Regions from separate parts of the Homo sapiens genome. Here region 1 is linked to region 2. A link is an interaction called in ENCODE POLR2A ChIA-PET data of the cell type or tissue named here. Cell type or tissue: OCI-LY7. All regions are shown on one strand. Links, peaks and the distances in the headings refer to the core of each region. The heading gives the core; the rest is flanking DNA.

The links. Peaks named below come from ENCODE experiments on the same cell type or tissue, not always from the same donor. Only the 100,000 strongest peaks of a DNase experiment are listed, where the experiment ranks them.
Region 1: POLR2A ChIA-PET joins it to region 2 with 13 read pairs; 2 of 35 experiments call an interaction of 5 or more read pairs at or near these places.

The regions. Positions count from the first base shown.
Region 1 is chr21:31,325,659-31,328,460 of GRCh38, reverse strand. All of the region lies in intron 2 of TIAM1 (TIAM Rac1 associated GEF 1), which reads left to right. Among named protein-coding and RNA genes, the nearest start is that of TIAM1, 17 kb to the left of the region's middle. In OCI-LY7, for the core only: no CTCF peak of the experiment used is centred there; a DNase peak (open chromatin) is centred at 1,370; H3K4me3 peaks cover 351 bases; H3K27ac peaks cover 1,071 bases.
Region 2 is chr21:31,413,411-31,416,212 of GRCh38, reverse strand. It overlaps a transcript of TIAM1 not described here. Among named protein-coding and RNA genes, the nearest start is that of TIAM1, 71 kb to the right of the region's middle. In OCI-LY7, for the core only: no CTCF peak of the experiment used is centred there; no DNase peak of the experiment used is centred there.

The sequences.
Region 1 (2,802 bases), core at 228-2,727, 88 kb after region 2:
AAGCTGAGGCTGCAGTGAGCCGTGATTGTGCTGCTGCTTTCCAGCCTGGGCGACAGAGTGACACCTTGTCTCAAAAAATAAAATAAAATATGTACGTGTTAAGTACAGGCACAATCATTTCTTGATTTATTTTGAATATTTTTGATCTACGGTTGGTTGAGTCCACAGATATGGAAGCCATGGATACTGAACCCGTGGATAGGGAATGGCGACTGTAGTTACAACATGTACCATGTGGGAAGGTGATTGTTACAGTGGAGGCCCTTGAAGCAAGGAAGTGTTGGGTGTTTGAGCTTTTGAACATAGGGGAGTTAGGAAGGCCCCACTGCATGGGTGACATTGGAGCCAAGATGGCAAGGGGTTGAGGAAGCGAGCCCTGTGCTGACAGAGGGAGCATCGAGGCAGAGGGCAGAGGGCTGGGCTGGGCATGTTGGAAGTTTGGGTGGAAAGAGCAAAGTGGGAGAGCCAAGGAGATGAAGACAGAGGAGGGTCGTCAGGGCAGGGTCTGCGGGACTGCTGGTGAGATGGGAAGCCTTTGAGGGTTGTGGATAGGACTAGGGAGACACGATCTGGTTTAGGTCCATAGGTTCTCCCTGACAGCTGCGTTGGGAGGAGACTACGCACCATTTCATGTGGACCATGGTTCTCAGTAAGCCTGTGTTTGGGCATCGATTAGACTTTCTTATTGCTCACACAGTCTGGATCCTACTGGTGCAGGGTGATGGTGGGGTGGTCTTTATTTTTGCAATTTCTCTAGGCACAAATCTTTTTTCTTCTTTTCTGTTTTCTTTTCTTTCCTTTTTTTTTTTTTTTTTTTGAGATGGCGGCGTTTCACTCTGTTGCCCAGGCTGGAGTGCAGTGGCACATCTCAGCTCACTGCAACCTCTGCCTCTCCTGGGTTCAAGCGATTCTCATGCCTCAGCCTCCCAAGTAGCTGGGATCACAGGTGTGCATCACCACACCAGGCTAATTTTTTCTATTTTTAGTAGAGATGGGTTTTGCTATGTTGGCCAGATTGGTCTCGAACTCCTGACCTCAAATGATCTGCCCACCTCAGCCTCCCAAAGTGTTGAGATTACAGGCATGAGCCACTGCGCCCAGCCCACAGATCTCTTTCTTTATAGAAGATGAAGAAAGGGACTTTTTATCCTATAAGGGTACTTAGCTGATGAATTCTAGAATGAGTTCAAGCGTGGCTAAAAAATGCTTGAAGATAATTTCGGGTTCTCTGCAGCCCAGTGTTTCATTTACCTTCCAAACAGAAAGCTCCTCCTCCCTGCACATGCTCTGTGTTGCCCCCTTGCCTTGCCTGTGAGCAGATTCGACCGTCTTTTCCATTGATCACTTCCCTTTTTGGCTCAGGCTGCTCCTCTGGGGTTTTAGTTCTGAAATAAGTGAACCATTTGTCATATCTGCTTCCTTCTCACTGGAGCCGCATGTTAAATCGCGGCCGGAACACATCTGTCAGATCTCTGAGCTTTTCAAAAATGCAAACCTGAACGTTTTGGCATATGACCCTGTTAGCCTGTTTTAAGTGGCGTGTGGTAAACTTGCCCACAGATGTTAGTATACCCGTCTACTTTGAACAAAATAATAATAACTTTCACATCTGGTCCTCTTTTCATCTAGGGATCTTAAAACCCCAAGTGCACATTAGTTAAACCTCACATCACTGGAAGGTAGGGAAGGGATGGAGGGCAATCGCTTTAATCACCACTGCAAGAAACTTAGGGGGATTGCCCCTGGGTAACAAATGCCTTTCATCTAGCATCTTAAATACTTCCCGAGTATTACCTGGTGGGAAGTGTATGATCACGCACATCTGCAGGGCGTGGGGAATACCCTGAGATACTAGGGACTTGCCCTATCTTTTTGTTGTTGTCATTGCAGAAGCCTTCTTTCTTTCCAGTTCATGGGCTTTTACCACTTAATATGGATTATTTGGAGTCTGATGGTGTGCACTGAAGGATGGTATTGTTAACTGGTAAAGCTGTTTGGTTTTCTTTCTATCTTTTTAGTTTGGGATACAGATAGGCAGGAAGTTCCTTTGAAAATTTCAGCTGCCTTCCAAGCTGGTCACTGGGGATTCTCCATGAATGCCATAGTACTCCCCTTCCCTCTAAGAGTCTCTTCCCAGAAAGTCTCTCAGGTGAGCTGGGACAACAGGAAGACAGGAGAGGACCATAACTTTGATCAGAGGACAGAGTGGCAGCTGCTCAACTCCATTCCTAGAGAATGGGGCATTCTATAAGAAAAATGGAACAGAACAAAACCAAACAAAATCAGGACATGTCATTAATAGGTGAGGAATTCAGTGGCTCACCTGCGGGAGGGGAGTTGGGGTCTCGCTGGGGTCAGGGTGTTCAGATGCACAGCAGTTTTGCTCCAGGGGGACTCTGCCTGACAGTGGAAAAGCAGAGGCCTCAGCAGGGTCTGGAGGGTCTGGAGGGCGTGAGAAACACGGTTGGTTTGCAAAGGGATGCTCTTCTTCAATTTTAAATGTAATGTCTTTAGCTCCATTTTAAACAATTTCTAAATGCCAGTGTGTAGTATATCTACTGCTTTTATTCGCAGTTGCATGTGAAAGTAAACAGTAAAGGGGAAAAATATTGAAAAGTGTGGGTTCTTCAATGCCCCCTCCGTGTGACACCTCTTAACTCACTGATGGCTGGTTTCTTTCCAGCTTTTTGACTTAAAAGGTAGAAATGTATCTATATTTCCCCAGATACATGATGAATATTTATGTTATTTTAGATGAACCTTCTTCTGTATACATTCTTTTTTTTTTTTTTTGAGTCAGAG
Region 2 (2,802 bases), core at 244-2,743:
TTGAAGGTGCAGGGCACAATAGGAGAGGAGTTGTCCTATGGGGCTGGTATATAGGATTTGTGAGGATTTGGCGAGAGGGGAGAAGAGAGAGCCCCACTGGCGTCACGTTATGGAGGCCTTTTTAAAGGTAACCCCAAAGAGCTTGAATTTTACTAACAGAAAGTTAAAGCCACTGAAAGCTTCTCATTAGGGAAGAATGAAATCTATGTCCTGCCTTGGAGAGAAATCCCTTGGGTAGCATTGGGAAGGCTGGTTGGTGGGAGGAGGCCTAGAAGGCAGGATGTCTGTTAGGAGCCTGTGGTCATAAACTAGGATAAAGATGAGCTTGACCTGGGAGGTGGCCGAGACAGAGACATGGAGGAGACAGTGTGGGGAAGGCATTCTGTTGGGTCATGGCCAAAAATGAATGAGAGGCCAGTTTTGTCCCCACATCACCCAGGAGCTCAAACGTTCAAATTATCTTCCCTGACCAGTAAAACGGAGTCATGGAGCCCTTGGAAACAAAGCAATGTGAAGAAAAGGGTGTAGAAGCTGAGAATGGTAAAACCAGAAGAGGCCACAACAATCCTACCATTTCTTCATATAGTGGAGAAGTAAAGGAGAGAAAAATTGTGGCGACAGAGAAAAGCAAGCTGGGTGAAGGTAGTGTGTTGTATTTTAGTTGGAATGAGGACATTGGGTCCTAGCATCAGTAACTGATCACCCATATCCCTGATTGCTGGGTTAGAAATGGGAGGGGAAGAAGGGGCAGACACTGCAAGTGTTTGCACATGGGGGATACTGGACTTTGAAAGAATATTTTGAATAGCTATGATTTCCAGAAAGTGGTTCATTAGCGAACTCAATGGGTTTGCTTAGACGGTAACTGAGTTTTTAATCTCTGGAGGGAACACCTGCTTCATTGGCAGCTATGAATATTATTGTTGTTGTTAATAAGATAACCAATAACATTATAAATTTAGGTTAAATTTACTGAGGATTCCTGACCTTGTGCTAAGCACTTTGTAGAGACATCTTATATGGGATAGTGGGATTTTCTCTTACGCTTTGGGGCCGTTGGGTAAGAAGACATTCTATAGCTGAGGCTCTCCCATTTGTTTTACGTGGACTGCTGATTTTGCCCTAGCTTTAGTTTTATAGGTGTAAGGAGACACTCAGTGTTGGAAGAGTCACAGAACATTCCCCATCCCTCAGGGGTACACCCTTTCTGTGACTTCCTGCCTCCTAGGGCCATCTAACCACCTGACCACACAAACTTTCCCAGGGGCCATTTGTGAGAATGTTCCTTGGAGTGCGTGATGATTTCAAATCAGTGGTGGCTTTCTCCTATTGTGGGCGGTGTGTGTCCGCCCATGCCTTTTGGGACTCTCTTCGTTTGGTTGACATATTTGTTTGGACGTGACCTTTTTCCAGTTCCTCTTCCCTGGGTTTTTGCCCGCTGAGGAAATGATTCTCAGATCTCATCCATCTGCACCAGTGGCAACAGAAGAGAGAATTTCTTTTTTCTATGGTTCGGGTCCAACTGCCCAGACACCTGTCCTTCAGAGGCTCATATTGTTCTGGTTGATGTCACTTCCTGACGTAGACACTCTTTAATATTTTAGTTCTGGAAGTCATCAAGTTGGACAAGAGACAGGAGGAAATGGTGGAGGGTCCTCAGCTGACCTGGGATGCTTTTTTGATTGTTCACTGGACACATAGAAAGGGGCCGTTGCTCCCACCTCCATCTGCCACTGGCCCCTGGAATTAGCCCTGTTAGTAAGCTTTTCCCAGTGGTGGCTGATTCATTCTGAGAGCTTTTCATATCCTTTGGGATTCTTCACTGTTAGATTCGAGAAGAAAAAGGACAGCTTCGCTTTTGAGTCTGATGAAAACCACCTGCAGAAGACATGTGTACATAAGCTGTATATTTATGCTTTTCTTACGGACACTTGACTGCTCCTTGTTGTTAAGGAGATTCACAAGAGGACGGGAACTTTTACATGGGGACCCTTAGCTTGTATGTTCCGCTGTCACAAAGAAAATGAGTTCTGGCCATTTTCGAGGCTTGCCAAAGATTTTTCTCCGCAACTCTGGAATTCTCTCTCTTGTGCTTTCAGAGTGGCAAAATCCATGGGCTCCTGAGAGCCTGAGGCGGTAGGGAATGAAGTACAGAGTTGAACCAAATCCTAAGTCTCCTTTTAGGCCTTTGTCATCCGCCAAATGTCATGTTTGCAGTTGCCTTGAACTTGGAAGAATGCACCACTCCCATCACGACGGTTGCTCTGCTGCTTTCCAGATGTTGACCTTGTGCAGGTGACGTAACCCCAGCTCGTGTTGCGGGGGGACTGGCTGAGTCACACTCACAGCTTTGGGACTGGGTCTTCATCTCATTTAGCAGCACTGGAACCCTGTGGAAGGAGATGGCATCTGGTTGGTCTGTTTGCACGTTCTTTGCCTGGGACTTCAAATCTGATCTGGAGCTGGTATCAAGAAACAGCATATCTGTGATGAGGGGCCTGGCGAATGCTAGATAATACATTTTACCCATTGTTTTTTAATGGAGCAGAATGATAATCAATTTAATCGTATTCCTTTCGCAGGGGACAAAGACAGGAGCAAAACTGAGGGGAGAATGGAGTGCAATGAAATATGCAGAAAGAGGGCCGGGCGTGGTGGCTCATGCCTATAATCCCAGCACTTTGGGAGGCCGGGGCGGGTGGATCACGACGTCAGGAAATCGAGACCATCCTGGCTAACACGGTGAAACCCCGTCTCTACTGCAAATACAAAAAAATTAGCCGGGCATGTTGGCATGTGCCT